Linked DNA regions of Mus musculus: all the other regions are linked to region 3. The links are chromatin loops, found by intact Hi-C in ENCODE. Cell type or tissue: heart. All regions are shown on one strand. Links, peaks and the distances in the headings refer to the core of each region. The heading gives the core; the rest is flanking DNA.

The links. A loop is a pair of places that touch in the nucleus more often than their neighbours do. Peaks named below come from ENCODE experiments on the same cell type or tissue, not always from the same donor. Only the 100,000 strongest peaks of a DNase experiment are listed, where the experiment ranks them.
Region 1: it touches region 3 in a loop (2.4-fold over the local background); 10 of 42 quality-filtered maps call a loop at or near these places.
Region 2: a loop joins it to region 3, with 5 times the contacts of the local background. A loop is called at or near these places in 17 of 42 quality-filtered maps.

The regions. Positions count from the first base shown.
Region 1 is chr4:155,956,275-155,962,199 of GRCm38, forward strand. It overlaps Ube2j2 (ubiquitin-conjugating enzyme E2J 2), which reads left to right. Exons shown (of 8, transcript NM_021402.6): 7 at 94-174; 8 at 807-3,330. The coding sequence ends at 1,091. Among named protein-coding and RNA genes, the nearest start is that of C1qtnf12, 3.1 kb to the right of the region's middle. In heart, for the core only: a CTCF peak has its summit at 3,172 (motif pointing right); a DNase peak (open chromatin) is centred at 3,197.
Region 2 is chr4:156,106,988-156,112,912 of GRCm38, forward strand. 9430015G10Rik (RIKEN cDNA 9430015G10 gene) reads left to right here and starts at 3,011. Exons shown (of 10, transcript NM_177205.1): 1 at 3,011-3,186. In heart, for the core only: CTCF peaks have their summits at 2,069 (motif pointing left) and 2,922; DNase peaks (open chromatin) are centred at 2,304 and 2,874; H3K4me3 peaks cover 2,195 bases; H3K27ac peaks cover 1,977 bases.
Region 3 is chr4:156,030,386-156,036,310 of GRCm38, forward strand. It overlaps Ttll10 (tubulin tyrosine ligase-like family, member 10), which reads right to left. Exons shown (of 12, transcript NM_001368641.1): 10 at 5,752-5,868; 11 at 5,361-5,454; 12 at 4,450-5,066. The coding sequence ends at 4,528. It overlaps Gm16008 (predicted gene 16008), which reads right to left and starts at 1,277. Exons shown (of 5, transcript NR_169176.1): 1 at 1,193-1,277. In heart, for the core only: CTCF peaks have their summits at 3,333 (motif pointing left) and 3,537 (motif pointing left); DNase peaks (open chromatin) are centred at 1,326, 1,726 and 3,186; H3K4me3 peaks cover 3,037 bases; H3K27ac peaks cover 2,077 bases; H3K27me3 peaks cover 1,643 bases.

The DNA.
Region 1 (5,925 bases), core at 472-5,471, 74 kb before region 3:
TAGCCAGGTCTATATAGACAAATTCTGTCTCAAAAAAAACAAACAAATTAAAATTAGCTTTTTGGCTGATAATTCCCTTCTCTTTCTTCCTAGAAAAAACAGCTGGCAGCACAGAGTCTAGTGTTTAATTTAAAAGATAAAGTCTTTTGTGAATTATTTCCTGAAGTTGTGGAGGTAAGAAGGCAAAAGTGGGAACTTAGTTTTGTCTTCCTTTATGTTAAAAACACTTTCAGATATAATTGTTTCCAAAGAGAAGCTGTGTTTGTGTGCTTACTGCTGTGTTCCTGTAGGTGTTGTAGTGGGATTGCAGGCCCTCCTTGTTGCTGGAGGATGTAGAAGGCTCAGTACTGGTCATGCTTCCAGATGCACACACTATTGGGTGACAGAGCTAGCTCTTCTCCAGGACCCTATAGTGCGGGAAAGACAGCTTAGGGATGTGGGAGAGACTCTGAGGAACATACACAAGTGTCCACACAGAGGCATGCTTGCTGATCAGTGGCCATCCCTCAAGAGATCTGCCACCAGTAGCCAGGGGGTGCATCAGTTGCCTCCTGCAAGGGCTGGGCATGTACTGTGGGCTGGAAGGTGGTGTAGCTTTTGGTAGCTCGTTACTCGACTCGGGCACAGAGGAATGATGTTGACACCTTGCTTGCTTTCTTTACCTGTAAAATGGGATGCAAAGCTATGCTCATGCAGAGGCATGGGGAACTGTGTTCTGGGTGGTAGATCTGAGCTTGTAAAAACTTGAGTTCTGCTCCCAAATGGACAGGTTAAGACAACTGAGGGTTTTTTTGTTTTTCTCTCAGGAAATTAAACAGAAACAGAAAGCACAAGATGAACTAAGTAACAGGCCCCAGAATCTTCCTTTGCCAGACGTGGTTCCTGATGGGGAGCTGCACCGTGGCCAGCATGGGATCCAGCTCCTCAATGGGCACGCACCCGCTGCTGGCCCCAACCTCGCTGGGCTCCCACAGGCCAACAGGCATCACGGACTCCTGGGCGGCGCGTTGGCGAACTTGTTTGTTATAGTTGGGTTTGCAGCCTTCGCCTACACGGTCAAGTACGTGCTGAGAAGCATAGCACAGGAGTGAGGGTCACAAGCCACAGCCTACAGTTGCTGCCGAGGGACACAGGGCCAGAGCTTGATGCCGGCGTGAAGGACGTGCTGGCACAGGGTGGCCTGCCGGACTCCCGGGCTTCACTTTTTACAAACCTTAAAGAGAAAGCAAAAACCAAAATGTGATCTGGAGGAGACTGGTGGTTCTCAACTCCCTCTTGAGGTTGACTGGACGGAGCCACTCGCGCTCTGGTTTTACTGCTTATCTCCTGTGTTGTCTTTTGACCCTGTTTAGTAAACCTGTTTTGTTGGTTTTGTTTTGTTTTGTTTTTCATTTTATTAGATTTGGTCACTTAAAATATAAAACTTTAATGCCTATCAAATACTCTGTGTGTGTTCTTAGTGGAGGAGCTGAAAGCCTCCTGGTGGGGCTAAGTGGGCCGGCTGGTCTAGGAGAGGACTGATTTGATCTCATTGTAAAATTGCTTCTGAGTGAGAGAAGACTCACACAAAGTGCCGGTTCTGCTTTCTGTTAAGGTAGAAGCAGCAGCTTGCTCTCTGACCACAAAGTGCTGCACTTAGAACCGTGGCTGAGGACTGTGGTGAAGGACTGTGGGTAGCCCAGGTACTGCTGTCAACCTTAGTACCTCTGCTTTCAGCTCCCTTGAGTGATGGAGAAGTAGGAGCCTTGGTAACCCTGGTTCCTTATGTCCAGTTGGCCAGAAGCCGGCCCTCCTATGTTGGCAGACAGTGCACTCCAAGTTCTTTCATATCTTACGGTAGGCTACACCATCCTTTCCGGGTGACCTATGTAAGATGTCGCTCTCTACAGATCATGGAGAGGGAAACTGCCCAGAACACGTCACCAGGCCACCAGTAAGCTGGCAAGCTCCCTTATGGATGTCATCTCTTTGAGATTTTGCTTAATGTACCTGCAGTAGTTGTTTGGGAAGGCTAACATCGTCTGTGTTGGGCATCAATCATCACCAGGGGCTCCTAAAAGCCTTCTAAGCCCACCTCCTTTCAGGGGCCATGGTAAAGCTGAAGTGCTCCCATGTGATGATTACCTGTAATTCAGCTCTGTGGTTTACAACTAGTATGTATATACCATGTAGTCCTCTCCTAAAACGGTCTTTAGTTACCCCTTTGCTCTGAACTCCACGATGTCTGTGTTAATGTCCCTTCCCTGGTAGGCTGTGACCAAGTGCAATGCCTGGCTTGTGAGAAGGGAATGTTGCAGCTGCCAAAAGGTAGATTGACAACCCTTGGTTGGGCCTGTGCAACCTGTGCAGCCTTCGGTGGGTGGAGCCCTACAGACATGTGCTTCCTACTATTGGTAGATGGTAATTTTTCCCTGGTCCCAGAGTGCTCCGTTGCAAATTACCTCAATTCCAAATTGGTGTTTCCTGAAGTTCTTGAAAGACAGAACATTATCGAATTTAGTCCTCTGAAATCTCAGCACCACCCCCAGCCCCCTGGCCCCAGCATGGCCTTTATGGGAGTTTAGGGATTTCAAGACAGGGTTTCTCTGTGTGTCCCCAGCTGTCCTAGAACTCACTCTATAAATCAAGCTGTCCTTCATCTCAGATCCACGTGCCTTTGCCTCCCAAGAGCTAGGATTCAAGGTGTGGGCCTCCATTGCCCAACTGAAAGCTCAACTTTGATTTTAAAAAATTTTTAAGATTTATTTATTTTATTATATGTAAGTACACTAGCTGTCTTCAGACACTTCAGAAGAGGGTGTCAGATGGTTGTGAACCACCATGTGGTTGCTGGGATTTGAACTCAGGACCTCTGGAAGAGCAGTCAGTACTCTTAACCACTGAGCCATCTCACCAGCCCTTTTTTAAAATTTTTAATTGGTTATTTTGTTTATTTACATTTCAATTGTTATCCCCCTTCCCGGTTTTCTCTCCAAAGAACCCCCATCCCATCCTCCTGCCTCCATGAGGGTGCTCCCCCACCCAGTCCTGCCCCACCACCCTACTGCCCTTCACTGGGGCATCAAGCCTTCACAGGACCAAACTCTTAACAGCTCAGAAGGAAAGAAAATTTTAGGAAGTGCTTGTTCTTAGGGTAGAAGTAAAAAGCAGCCTGCTCTCTGGCCACAAGGTGTCGCACTTAGTGTACGACTGAAGAGTGCTGTGCCGGCTTGGCAGGTTAGCCCCAACACTTCTCCCAGCTTTGAGTGCTACAGGACCCTAGAGTGTCCACTGTGTGTTCCGTGCTCTGACCCCCGAATAAAAGGTGGCCTTTTTAACCATTGGCTCAAGCATGCCTGCCTTGTTGACTTGTCTTGGGAGAGGTCACTGACTGGGGCAGTTGGCATCCAGGACTGCCCTCTATTAGCTCTTCCTTAGGAGGTGAAAACCTCTCCTAAAGCTCACATTCTGTTGTTATTCAAAGAAAGGGGTACCTTGGAAGGGAACTTTCCCACTTGGCCACTTCTGTTCTTCCCTGAGAAAAAGAGCTCTCAGATAGTCTTTGGGAGTTTTTTTCCTTAAATTTTTTATTTCAATGCATTTAATAATCAAACATTAATGGGTATTTTGAGAGTCAAATAATACATAAAAAATTTTGTTCAACTTTCATATCCTTTCATCCTAAAAATATCATTAATGAACATTTAATACTATCCATAACTGAGGATCCTATATTTAATATTGAATACTAAATTGTTTCAAAACATACAAAATATTCTTTGGGAATTAAGCATAGTATTAGAGCATAAAATATTAAAATTGAATCATTAAGAGATATATTCAAAAGCCCTTATACCACCTGGCATAGTAAGAGAGTATTAAAAATGCCTTATATATCTGTGTACATTGTCTTAACTATAAGTTTACTTAAAAAAGAATATCAGTGTTTCTAGGAGAGATTATTTTATCAGTAAGTATATTTTTAAAATTTCAAAATAGTGAAAACTCTTCGAAGTTAAACATTAAGAAAATGCTAATTTCAAGCACAGTGAGAAAAATTATCAGTAATATTTCCATTTTGTTTGTAGAACATGATTTTAATATTTTCAACAAACAATTATTTTAAGATATAGTTCATTGTTATGTGTCCCTTTTCATTTCTGATTTTATTAGTTTGGATACTGTCTTTGTGCCCTCTGGTTAGTCTGGCTAAGGGTTTATCTGTCTTGTTGATTTTCTCAAAGAACCAGCTCCTGGTTTTGTTGATTCTTTGTGCAGTTCTTTTTGTTTCTATTTGGTTGATTACAGCCCTGAGTTTGATTGTTTCCTGCCTCTTCTCCACTTGGTGTTTGCTTCTTTTTGTTCTAGAGCTTTCAGGTGTGCTGTCAAGGTGTCAAGCTCTCTCAGGAATTTTTTTTTTTTTTAAACAGGGCCTCATGTAACTCAGGCTGGACTTTAATTCTCTGTCTGCCTCCTAGGTGCTATTATTTTAGGCCGGAGTAGCCTTTGCATCTATAGTGAGCCACCGGTTCCTGTTTTCTCCAGGGCTTGGATGAGAGCCAATAGCAGATGCTCCTAGGGGCCACTTTGGTCAGGGTATTTGTGATCCAGTGTAGGATCCTCTTGGTTATTTTCCAAGTTGTTTGTGGCAGGGAGATATTGAAGCTGGAAAACTGGAAACTTGAGTCCATCCCTAGCCACAACATGAGGTCCCTGCCTACTGTGGTATTTCTGTGACAGGGTAAGTCTAGCCTACCTGCTTATAAACTGCCTGAAAGACAGCTGCGGAATCCCACTTCCAGATAGGCCACCGAGGTATAAGTGGACCAAAGGAACAGGGTGCTGCATCTTTGAAGAGGTCTCTGGGCTGAGGCACTTGCCCTCCCCGAACCTGAGACTTGAACTTGGGGCATAGAGGCTGTCTTTCTTGGCATATATAACACATGGATACACACACGCACGCACGCACGGTACTTCCCTTTACGTTCTGCTCTATCCCTGCTTGATTTGTTAGGCTTCTCTGACTGGGTGTGGCCTGGAGCTGGGACGGCTTGCTTGGTCACCTTTCACTCTTTTTTGGAGTGAGAATTGAGGGCCACTATTGTAGAACATTGCGTTCTGTTTACCAGGACCCATACCTACTGGGACCAACCAGCGTGTGTTAGGGATGCAGCTCCAGTCCCTTCATAGAGCAGTTGGAACCACACCTGGCTGTTTGTAGCCACGGCTTTTACCAGTTGGAGGCTATCTGGCTACTGGGAATCCTGGACCAGTCTCAAGGGCCACTACCTCGTAATCACTGAGCTCAAGGTACTCATTGGCTTGGCTTGTCCTTAGCTAGCCCAACTTTGATCTTGAAGGGCCTTTCTCTGGGGACCTGACACTGTCACTCACGAGGACTGGGGGGGTGTGGGGGGGGAATTGTATTGGTCAGAGATGTACAGGGACCAGTTCCCCCTTGAAGTGTAGCCTGGGCCTGTGCTAACCTCTTAGAAGACAGGCCTAGGGGGCTGACAGTGGAGTTACAGACTATAGAAGTTGGCCCTATGTCTGTTGAAGAGTCAAGATAGGATCACCAGCCTCTTCATGTTGTGCCTTTTCGCAGAGGTGAGCCTGGTAGGTCTCTTGTAAGTACAGGAGGATCCCTAGCTGGGAGGGCTAAGCAACCAGCTAATAAAGATGCCCTACTTTTCCCAGGGCCCTTTTTTGTGTTTTAGGGTGGGGTCTGAAGGAGGTATGTGGGGGAAAGTCTGGGAGATTTGCACACAACTTCCTAAAGGAAAGGAATCACGTGGATTCGCTTCCCTGGAGGTGTGGGTATGAAAGATGCCACAGAAAGTTGACAGTTCCCACCCCCCACTGCCAGCTTAACTAAATAGAAACCTGCAGAGAGGAGACCAGAGACTGGGCTGGGGAGACGCAGCCCAGCTCCTCCCAACTCCTTAG
Region 2 (5,925 bases), core at 483-5,482, 77 kb after region 3:
TAGCTGTCTTCAGACATTCCAGAAGAGGGAGTCAGATCTTTTTAAGGATAGTTGTGAGCCACCATGTGGTTGCTGGGATTTGAACTTCAAACCTTCGGAAGAGCAGTCGAGTGCTCTTACCCACTGAGCCATCTCACCAGCCCCAAAGATTTTTTTTTTTAAGAGATAAAATTTTTAGACACATTAGCATTACCACTATTGTAATCTGTACTGAAATCCACATTGTAGAAAGAAAAACAAAACAAAACAAAACAACAACAACAGATTCATGCCTTCAAGTCACAGCAAAAGCTATAGCTCAGAATTAAAAGCGTGAACACTCTTTCATCTGTTCAGAGAGCTGGATGTATAGATTGGACAAAGATGCTTTCAGCATGGTAAGCTTATTTTTTTCCCTTGGGACAGAGTTTCTCTGTATAATAACCCTGCCTGTCCTGGAACTTGCTTTGTAGACCAGGCTGGTCTCGAACTAAGAGATACTCCTGCCCCTGCTTTCCTGACTGCTGGCCGATAAAGAAGCAATCTTAAGTCTATACTCAGATGACCAAGGAAACTTAAAATCTTGTGCTCTTGACTATAACTGGATTAGACAGCGCTTTGCAAGAGTTAGAGTGGTGAATTCTGTGTATAGGGATTTGAGGTTCAGAAAACCTTAAGGCTACCCTTACCCTCCAAGGCCAAATAAACCTACTGACTACAGTAATATTACAAAATGGGCTGGGGATAGGTCTGCTATCAGCTCCACGGAGATGGCAACCCTGGGCCCAACGCAGGGAAAAGGGGGTGGAAAACCCACAAATCCCCAAGCGGGAAAAAACTACCAATCCCTGAACTTCACACACACACACACACACACACACACACACACACACACACACACACACACACCCCACTAACCCCTGAGCATGAAAGTCTACCAATCTTTGAGATTCCCAAGCTCAGGACTTGAAATCCTCACTCTGGTCATCTCTGCCCTGAGAAGCTCCGCCCTCTCAAAAATTCTTATTTTCACTGCCCTGTGCCCATTTCCCTGATGTTCACTCCTGGGAGCAGAGGGCATCTGTCCCTGGATTTGTCCCTCTTCCTGGATTCTTCCCTTGAATAAATAGCCTTTGTGAGATTCACTGCCTGGAGTTACTCTGTCATTGGAAGAAGCCAAGAAAAGAAGCTAAGAAGTTGAGGGTCCTGAGCTCCTCAGCTCAGTTGGGGATCCCTCCCCTGGGAGCTGCAATGCGAGGAGGCTTCCTCTCAGAGCTGTGTGGTTCTTGGGTTCCTGAGCCCGCAGACACCTTTCCATCCTAGCAGAAGCATTTATAGTGAAAGAAGAGGTGCTAGTGTCCTGCGTATGACTCTTCCCTCATACTCACTGCCTACCAACGCTCCGTGGATGTCAAGTCTCTGATGAACACACACACACAACCCTTTCAAAGTCATCTGTCTTTTCCTAATACTTGCCAGAAATACTAGAGGTCCTGGGGGTAGCCCAGAGGAAGTACAAAAAAAGCAACACAGACAGAAATCCTGTCTGTCCTGATGTCACTAATTTAGGAAGAATCTCGTCCATTTTACCACAGTCCCCCCCCCACACCCCCCCCCCCCCCCCCGTGCTGCTGTAGTCACTGCGGCTGGCCAAGAAAGACCACAGCTTTATTCTTAGATCCACTGGGCCTTAGGGTAGAATTCCAGAGAGGAGTAAATCGCGGTGGTGCAAAGAATGCTGAGTTGTCTGACCAGCTCTACCAGATCAGAGAAACTGAGGTCATGAGGAAGTGAGGAAGGCCTAGCAGAGAGCAGGGTGAAAAAAACAGGACCAAGCCTGACAGATACTCTCTAATCTTTGTTCAAAACAGAGCCCTGGTGCACACAGTTTTGCTCTTTTCCAGGGGCGGTCTAGTGGTTCTACCTCACTTCAGAGAAGATGTAAGCTTTCAAAAAGTACAGTGCCAGGGCTGGTGAGATGGCTCAGTGGGTAAGAGCACTGACTGCTCTTCTGAAAGTCCTGAGTTCAAATCCCAGCAACCACATGGTGACTCACAATCATCCATAATGAGAACTGACGCCCTCTTCTGGGGTGTCTGAGGACAGCTACAGTGTACTTACATATAATAATAAATAAATCTTTAAAAAAAAAAAAAGTACAGTGCCTCCTCCTTGTGTTACTGTGGGGCGTCCATGGAGTTTTAGCTTCTGTGAAGAAGCCTAAGTACCCGAGGCCTCCAAAGTGAGAGGCCGGGGCGATCAGGCAGCCCAGAGACAAGACTCCTCCTAAGCATTCCACTTGGTGACCCCAGAGGCACCATGCTCGGCTTAAGAGTGGGTGTGGCTTCCCATTTGGGAGGAACCAGAGTCCAGCTCCCTAAGCAGACACGCCAAAGATGTATTAGAAAGTCCCGATTTTTACAAAAGAATGAATTTGAACTTTGTCTTCATCTTGAAATGGGGCTAGCCAAATCACGAACTATAGCCAGTTAAATATTTCAAAGGCTACCATAGCCTTGATTGGCAGTTCTGATTCTTTTTTTTTTTTTTTTGAGACAGGGTTTCTCTATATAGCCCTGGCACTCACTTTGTAGACCAGGCTGGCCTCGAACTCAGAAATCCGCCTGTCTCTGCCTTCCAGTGCTGGGATTAAAGGCGTGCGCCCCGACACCCGGCTCCAGCTTTGAATTCTTTTGTGACCCTCTTGGAGCGAGGCGGACGTTACACTCCATAGCCTTGCTTAGAACCAAGGCCGGCCACCTAACAAGGACTACGATGATTGGCCGCCCCTAGAACTATTGGGGAATGTAGTCGTTTCCTTCCCTCCCTAGGCTCAAGTCCTCTTGGACTACATTTCCCAGTCAGCGCTGGGAACGCAAACCCGCTGCCAGGACGGAATCCTGGGTAAACGCACTTGGGCGAAGGGGCCGCTAGGAGTTGTAGTTTTTTTGCCCTCGCCACGGCCTGGGCGGGGGCGGGCCAGAGACTACAAATCCCAGAGACGCTCGCGGGGCGCGCGCAGGGCGGCCGGTACGAAAGGAGCTCGGCTGGCGAGTGGTGAGTGAGGGCCCTGCTCTGGCGGAGGTGGCGGCTGCAGCGACGCCGTAAAGGCCGCGGGTAGCGCAGACTCTGGGACTCTGAGACTAATGCAGGGCCTAGCGGGGCAGCGCCTCCCTCGCTGCCTGCCATCTTGTCAGTGAGGAGGCGGTACGGACGGAGCCGGGAGTGGAGCGTGGTGGATGGAGGGACGGGGAGGTTGCAGGGGACATGGACCGCGAGCTGCACGGAGGTGGAGGACGTGGGAGATGGGTTGGTGTCGTGAAGGGGGCGAGGTCCTCCCGCGGGATGTGCTCTTCTTGAGGACTTTGCCGTGAGAGCCACTATATCAGCGAGTTACACATCCTCCCGCGTTTCGGCGCATTAAATGTAAAGGTGTCGAACTTAGCCCAGTATTTTGTTTTTTTATTGTTTTGGGAAAGGGGTTGGCCATGTAACCCCTGCCGTTGTCTCGTAATCTTGTTGGGTTTTCTTAGTCTCACTGCAGTGTACAAAGAAGGCAAAACTGTTTTTTTTTGTTTGTTTGTTTGTTTGTTTTGTTTTGTTTTTAATTTGTGGGTTTGTGGTGCTGTGTGTGGCCGAGGTGGGGTGGGGGCAGGATTTGAATCTGGGGCTTTCTCACATTTTGCTTCTCCTCTACAATAAATCCCGCAAGAAAGTCATGGGTTGGCTTCACCAGGTTGAGCCAGGTTACAAACATAGTTTGGTAACTACGTTAAGAGCTAGACAATAATTTGAGTCCGTTTTTATTTTTAGAAGCTCGTAGAAGGAACTACAGATCTGAATTATGCAGATAGTTTCTTTCTCCACCCCCCCCCATCCCCCCTTCCTTTTCTTTCTTTTTTTGAGACAGGTTGGCCTGGAACTCATTCTGTAGACTAGGCTGGGATTAAAGGCATGTGGCCCCGTAACTCGGCTAATAGTTTCTTTTCTTGACTTCCATATCCTGGCCTTAATAATCTTCCCCAAAACAAAGCAAGCACATATCTTGATGAGTTTAACTCATCTTAGGTGAGCTCTTTTGTCCACTAGCAGCATCTGTCACAACCTTTCGGAACTGGCTTGCATTTGTTCATGTTAATTTGGATCTATAAGGTAACTCATTAAAAGAACATTGCTACCAGGCAATGGTGGCACACATTCCCAGCACCTCGGAGGCAGAGGCAGGCAAATCTCTTGAGTTCCAGGCTCCAGGATAGTGGGTAAGAACAGGTATTCAACAATGCTACTCCTTGTGTAGCTACCTAATGATGAGAATCTATCTCAAAAGAAAATCAGCTTGAAAGACATCATCTACTACATAGTTTGAGACCAGCCTGAAATACATAAGACTGCACACACATGCACAGTGGTCTGTAATCCCATGCTTGTAACCCTAGCACTTTGGGAGGCAGGGGCAGGAGTTGAAGACCAACCTGGTCTACATAGTGATGCAGTGAGTTCCAGGCAAGGTTGGCCTTCATAATGAGATCCTAATTCAAAAAAATAAAAAGGTGTGGCAAAGATAGCTCAGTTAAAAGTGCCTGCAGAACAAGTATGAGGATGAGTTTGTAGCCACAGTGCCCACATTAATGTGAGGAATGGAGTCAGATGGGTTCTTGAGCTCATTGATTGGTCAGCTGAGCCGCATCAATGAGCTCCCGGTTCAATGAAAGAGCCTGTCTCAAAAAATACAGTGGATGGGGACTGGGTAGATGGCTGAGGGTAAAATGCGTGTGTAAGCATGAGAGCCTGAATTCAGATTCCCAGTCCCTATTGAAAGAGCAGGTGGCGTACCTCCCTCATCCCAGTTTGAGTAGAAGGAAAACAAGCAACTCCTCAGGGCAGGCTGACCATCCAGCAAAGGTGATGAGGTCTGGGTTCAGTGAAAGATCCTATGACCCACCTCTAATTCCAGCACCAGAGAAGCAGAGGCAGGGGAATCGCTGTGAGTTCAAGGCCAGCTGGTCTTCACAGCTAGTTCTAGGACAGCCAGGATTATAGAGAGACCTGTCTCCAAAACAAACAAACAAACAAACAATGGTGGAGAGTGATAGAGGAAGACATGCATCTCCTGTCTCTGAGCACCACACGTGCCGTGGGAAAGTGAACCCATGCACACATGCACTACACAAAATAAGGTGGAGAGTAGTCACTGCTGACTTCTGGTGTACACACACTTCTAAACACGTGTATACACCACGCACAACAGGAAAGTATGTGTAGGACCCACATAGTGAAAGAAGAGAACTGCCTCTCACAAGTCGTCTTCTGACCTCCATGCATGTCTTAGCAGATGTGTAAATATGACATAAACAAATAATCAGAAACTTAAAAAGTACATTCAGAATGGCTGAACCAGTGACATGGCTCAGTGGATAAAGGGGTTTACAGCCAAGGCTGACAACCTGAATTTGATCTCTGAAATCCGCAGGGTAAAAGAAGAGAACTGACTGTTCTCTGATGGCCACATACATGCTATATAGCATGTGTCTGGTGGCATGTATGTGCATACTCATGCACACACAGAGCGAATAAGTACATGTTACAGAACTGCCATATCTAATTGGAAGATAACCCAATTAAAACACATAAAAGATGAGAAAAGACAGTTCAATAGGACACACGTGTGACTAATGTCATGAAAAGATGCCAACCGTTACTAGTCAGGGGGATGCTGATAACATAAGATACCACTAGGTGCCCGCCAGTACATCACCAGATATTGGTGAGGATGCAGCACCTTTGAGCCTTTCTGCTTCACTGGTGGGCAAGTAAAGAGGTACTAAAAGTGACAAATTAAACCTCTCTGATCCAACACACATTCCTTGGTATTTACCTATAAGAAATAGAAATAGAGGCTCACATAGTGTGTGCTCAAGGCCCTGTGATTTCCCAAGTGATACAATC
Region 3 (5,925 bases), core at 313-5,312:
TCAGCCCATCCCCCACTTTAATGCCGACTGTCTTACCTCATAGCAGGTAAAGGGCGACTTGGGGTGAGGTGGGGTGGACATGCAGCCTCTGATGCTAACAGCCACATCCACACACAGGCTCCTGGGGGAGACTAGAAGAGGAGGTGGAAAAAAATTGCCACGGAAGTGGACGACATTGGGATCGGAATACAAATTGCTCAGGGCCACATGAAGCCCCTTAGAGATGTATCAGCACCCTCATTGCCTGCAACTGCCTCTTCTGTCCCCTACTGGGTGGGTGAGGAGTCACATACGAGCTACAAGGCTAGAATCAGCCTGGAGAGGGAGGCAAGGTCTGGGAGCGTCTCCCAACTTGCCCATCACACCTCTAGATTGGCTGAGCCGTCGACAGTTACACTGGAAACACCACAGGTGGGACATCCCCAAACAGATGACGTGTGTGCAAATACCCACAGGCTGTATGTGCTGGAAACCCCTCCTGTGGGCGGCTGATGGGTGTGATAGTGGGATGGCAGGGGATTCTGCAGGGTGGGGTGAGGGGTGTCGTCTTTGCTGTATCCTTGCCTTGAAGCCAGCAGCCTGCATTCCACTCACGTCCACCCCAGGGGCATGAGATGAGCCGTGCCAGCCTGTGAGTTAGATCTGGGGATTTCCACTAAGAACTGTGAGCTGTGCAGGGTCTGTGCAGGTCCCAAGGGCTGAGGCTGAGGGCCTGTAGCTGAGGGACAGTGCCCGTGACGGCAAGAAGGGGAGTGTGAAATCCAGGGGTGCTAGAATGTAGGGAACAGGACCTGATGAAAATATTCTGCTGCAGAAACCTCCTACCATCCAAACAGAGACCACTTCAGCACCCTCCTCCTGAAGTACTTGCCCATCTGCATAGGCTGGCAACCACAACAGCTAGGTGTAGTGTAGCAGTAGGTTGTTAATCCGTTCTAAACGCCCCTCCCGGATGGGTGCCTGTGTGCTTCTGACCACCCACTAAAATCCAGAAAGAAAGATACACACGCAGCCTTATTTTTAATGTGCCCTAAGCAGGTCAATGGCTAGGCCACTCCCTAACTCCAAATGGCTTACACACACACAGCCCTCCAACGTTCATGCGTTAATACTTAACAATCTATATTTCACCTTTGCTGCCCTAGGTCCTGCCGGGCAACCCTCCCTGGGGCCACTTTCCCCCTGTACCTACATGCCATGTTTCCAGGGTGGTCCGTCTCCTACCCTCTGCTCCTGGCCAAATCCCCTCTTCTTCCTCAGTCCCTTCCCAGGGATCCTAAAGGTCCCGCCTCTGTCTCCCTGCCCAGCCATTGGCCACCGGTAACTTTATTGACCAGTCAAAAAACCAACGGGGAACAGGCTTCCTTTAGTCCTACGTGGGGGTGGGGGGCACAGCCAACATTAGCATGAGAACACAAGCTGCTACCCTGTAGCTCTGCTTGGCCTAGTCCAGCAGGAGGAAAGTCTTGCTGCAATTCCCAGAAACCACTACCCCACAGTAGGTGCTCTCCAGTTCTTCCCGAAAACCACGAGAGCGAGCGCGCGCGTGCATGCACGCACACACACACACACACACGCACGCACGCACGCACGCACGCACGCACACGCACGCACCTTCACCTTGATTTTGTAAGTTTTGTTCAGTTTCAGATAAAGGCTCAGAGGCCATCTCAGTTCCCAGAAATGCTTCCGGCCACAGCTGGTGGCTCCTGCCCAGCCTCCACCCTCTCACTTCTTATTCTTCATGTGGAACATGCCCCAGCCTGACATATGAGATGCCTCTTCCTTTTACAACTCAGCAACCCTTCCCCCAACTCCAGGCTCCTGGCAGCTGTCTAGAGACCTTGAGGGGTAGGTGGGTAATGACTGTCCCTGGCTGCTGAGCTATGCTCCCACTGACTAGCTGGCACTACAAACCTCTAGGTCTTCCCTGTACTGGGCTGGGCTCACATCCCAGAGACTGTCCCTTAGGCAGACGCCAGATCCCTGACTAAGGCAGGCTTAAGTGTGTGTGTGTGTTGTAAAGGTCTGTGCTGGCTGCAGAGACAACAGGAGAGAGAGGGTGAACAGCTCAATTCCCCAGTGTCTTGTGGTGGAGGAAACTTCTTGACAACTCTACTGGTAGGACCACAGGATTCCCTCCAAGGAGAGGAGGAGAGAGAGAGAGAGAGGAGGGTTGGCAGGCACAGTAAGCTGTCAGGAGCTCTATTCTCCTTGGATCACCAACCCCAGTGACAATGTAAGGCCAGACCAGTCTTGATACAACTATCAGCTCCTAAGCCTTGGTTCTGCCATATTGTTGTATTCCTAATGGAGGAATGCCAGGTGGCTAGATGCTCAAATGCCCTACAGCTTTTCACTCCTTAGAGCTCTATGCTGTCCTAAACTCAGGGCTCCTGGAGACTTACGTGTAGGCTAAGGGCTTGGGGACCTGGGAGAGAGTAGATGGGGCCATTACTCCTGTGGGGTGAGTGAGCAGCAACAGATCTGAAATGTTTATTCATTGACATGCTCTGCAGCTGCCAGGAATGAAGGGTAGCAGGTAGCCCAAGCCCTTGGACAGCCCATGGCTGGCAGAGGCCCTGCTTGAACCAGATAGGCTACTGCCAATGGGCATTTATCACATCAGGATCTTAGTAGAGGCTCCGTGTCCCCACAGCAGCAGTGGAAGCATCTCCTTCCTGAGAGCTTTGTCACTTCTGCTGACATCTTACCACCACCCCGAGGGAGGGAGGGGGCGGGAGGCAGGGCTGCAGCTCCATGTAGCAGCTGAGACCAGAAATGTTTATGACACTGGTAATGCCATCAAGGGACACAGCTCTGACTTGGTCAAGGAACTGTGAGGCTATAGAAAATAGAACTCGGAGGTGGCACAGTTGAGAATCCAATGACAGGTGTCTCCAAGGGGCATGGCTATGTAGCACCATGGAAGCCTGCAGAAATGTTGCCCTGACCTCACTAACAGCCCAAGGCCCTAGGGAGACTAGTCTTCATTTTCCTAGCCTCGGTGGACGTCAGATACCCAGAGACTCACAGGCCTGGGGCAGGCTCTTTCCAAGAGGAACCACAATCGGTTATAGGAGACACTGAACTTGGTCACCTTGCACTTCATGCTCTAGGCCACAACAGGAAGACTGGACTTGGAAGAGTAGACTGAAACACCTGGCATGGGACAGGCGGTCTGAATGGAGAAGGGTTGTGGAGGGGGTGGAGAAACGTGGGATGTTCACAAACTAAAGTAAGGTCTCCACGATCATTTCCTCTGTGACCTCACTTTGCCTCTTGTAGCCTCAGTTCCTTGCCAGAGCAGTGGCTGTAGACAGAGCCCTCTAGTGGTGGCCAGGCAGTTGTAGCTTAGAAACCGTGCCACAGTTGAGACTACTGTGCCAGGAAGATTTCCTTATCCACTGAGAGATTTTGCTCCAATACAAAACAGGGATGGCCTGGAGAGATGGCTCAGTGGTTAAGAGCACTGACTGCTCTTCCGAAGGTTCTGAGTTCAAATCCCAGCAACCACATGGTGGCTCACAACCATCCATAATGAGATCTGACGCCCTCTTCTGGTGAGGCTGAATATAGTGCCATTTAGTGTTATTAGATATAAAAATAAATAAAAGAACAGGGACTAGTCTGGCACTCCTCCCACTTTGATGCTTAGGACTAACTAAAGGTCAGAAGGGTTAGGAAGAGGCATCTGCCACCTTGGATATATATGCAAGAGAGGATTCAGGCTGGGAAGGACCTGGAAACCTGTGGGTGGTCCTCTTTGGCCCTCTTTGGTCCTCTTTGGAGTTTTATAGGACAGGGTTTGGCTGGATGGACTTACAGTGTCCTGGCTGCTTTGGTGTAAGATGTGGACACCTCAGAGGTTTGAGACGGTCAGTGCTCTCCTTTCAAACCCCGTGCTAACTGGGAGCGCGAACATTAGAGAATGCACTAATCACTAATAAGAGTCGACATCCCTGGGAACTGCCCTCTCACAGCCAGCTCCTTTGTGCCTCTAATGCCTGACAGGTTCCAGGGCATTTATAGGGAAATGGCGGCTTTGGCTATTCCACAAAGTGTCTGAAAGGCCAGAAGGAAGGTGTTGGGCAGGGTAAGGATGAACCAGAATAGTAATGGGGTAAGGTGGGGCTTCCAGAGTTCCAAGGGCATCCAAGACCTTTCCTAAGGACTCCATGGGACAGTGGGTGGGTCCCAGTGCCAGGTTGCAGAGGTCATGAAGGCCATGGAGTTTCAGGAGGATCATACAGAATGAAAAACACAGAGCATGGGGACCCAGGATTTGCTGGGCTGCCCCAGAGAAGGAAAAGGAGGTCAGTGGGACCGGAAGGACGCATTCCCATTCTGCACGCTTCCCTCTCCTTCCTCTAAGGACAACCACGGAGCAAATAGAGAAGCGGGGGCAGAAGGGCTGGGGGGCGCCCAGACGGGACGGGCTTCTAGAGGTTGCGTTTGTCACAAAGTAGCTTTTATAGGTCCCGGAGAGGGCACAGCAAGGTGCAGGGCCGCTGGATGCTGCGGCTGCTAGGAGCCTCGATGGCTCGTACTTCTCTGTTCCTCCTCGCGCTCCTCCTCGGGCGGACCCAGGGAGGGTTCCCGGGCTGTGTCCCTGCTGCCTTCCAGGGACCCAGAACAGAGAGAGGGCTCAGACTCCGCTATGGAGCTACCGCTCGAGTCAGACAGCCGCGATTTGCGGGGTGTGCACACGGGAGCTCCCCTGGAGGGCATCGACTTGCGTGCACCAGGCCGTTCTGAGATAGCGGCCCGTGCGGAGGAAAGCGCAGAGGATGCGGCTTCACAGGTGGGCCGGGGAGGGTGAGGGTTAGCGTTAGGGTGAGGGTGAGGGTGAGGGTTAGGGTTAGGGTGAGGGTGAGGGTGAGGGTGAGGGTTAGGGTTAGGGTTAGGGTGAGGGTTAGGCAAGCGGTTAAGTGGGCGCGAGCTCGCCAAGCGCGGCCACAAGTCCGTAGTCTCCCCGTTGTAAAGGAGCACAAAGCGACGCTGTGACAGCAGAGGCAGCATCTTCTGACTGTGCAAGCTCTTTTGGCAGGTCTCAAGCGCCAGGTCTGTGGGAAGGCAAGGGAGCGACAAGGTGAATGGTGAGAGGGCAATTTGGGGCCAGCAACCTCTGGATGTCTAGAAACACGGGAGGAGGAGAGGGGTTCACGAGGGACTGGCTGTAGGTGGGAGAAATGACAAAGTGTGAGCAGAGGGCTTGGCTGCCATACAGATTATGGAGCGCTAGAAAACCAGACTTGTGGAGTCTGAACTTGGAGGCAAGTAGGACGGGGTGCCCAGAACTGGGGGTGGTGGGGGGATGCATATGGGAAAGTTGTGGTGTGGGGCTGCCCAGAGCTCACCCAAGGTCTCTATAACCACTCCGGGGATCACTGCCTTCAGGACTTCACAGTTGGTATGCAGGGCAGGGTTGGCGTTCATCTCCAGCAGCCACACCTGTGGCAGACAGTGCTCAGCACCATTCTCTACCCACCTACTGCTGTTAAGAAGCTGGGGCTCTGGTCCCTAATGAGCCCAGTGATTCCGGGCAGATTAATGGCTTTGCTCCCCTTGTTTGCTCAAGGAGTTAAGACTGATCGTGGGAGCTGCTCAGTTCCAGCAGGAGACCAGCTTTTTGTGCACATCCAAATCTAGATCTGAGTCCAGCCACTGGGCACGCTTATGTGCTCAGAGCGCGCAAGGGCCCCACCTCCCTGCACCTCCCTACCGGACCTCCTCTCCCCAAGACAGCACCTTGAAGTTTTCATCAATCAGGAAGTCACAGCCAATGAGGTCAAAGTAGCCCAGCTTGCACTCCAGCTTGGACTTGACAGCCAGGAAGCAGTGGGACATGATCTGCTGCATCCGCTTCTGTGGGTGAAGCAGGGAGGGATCCTGGCTGTCACCTGTTGGCCCAGATGAGATCTC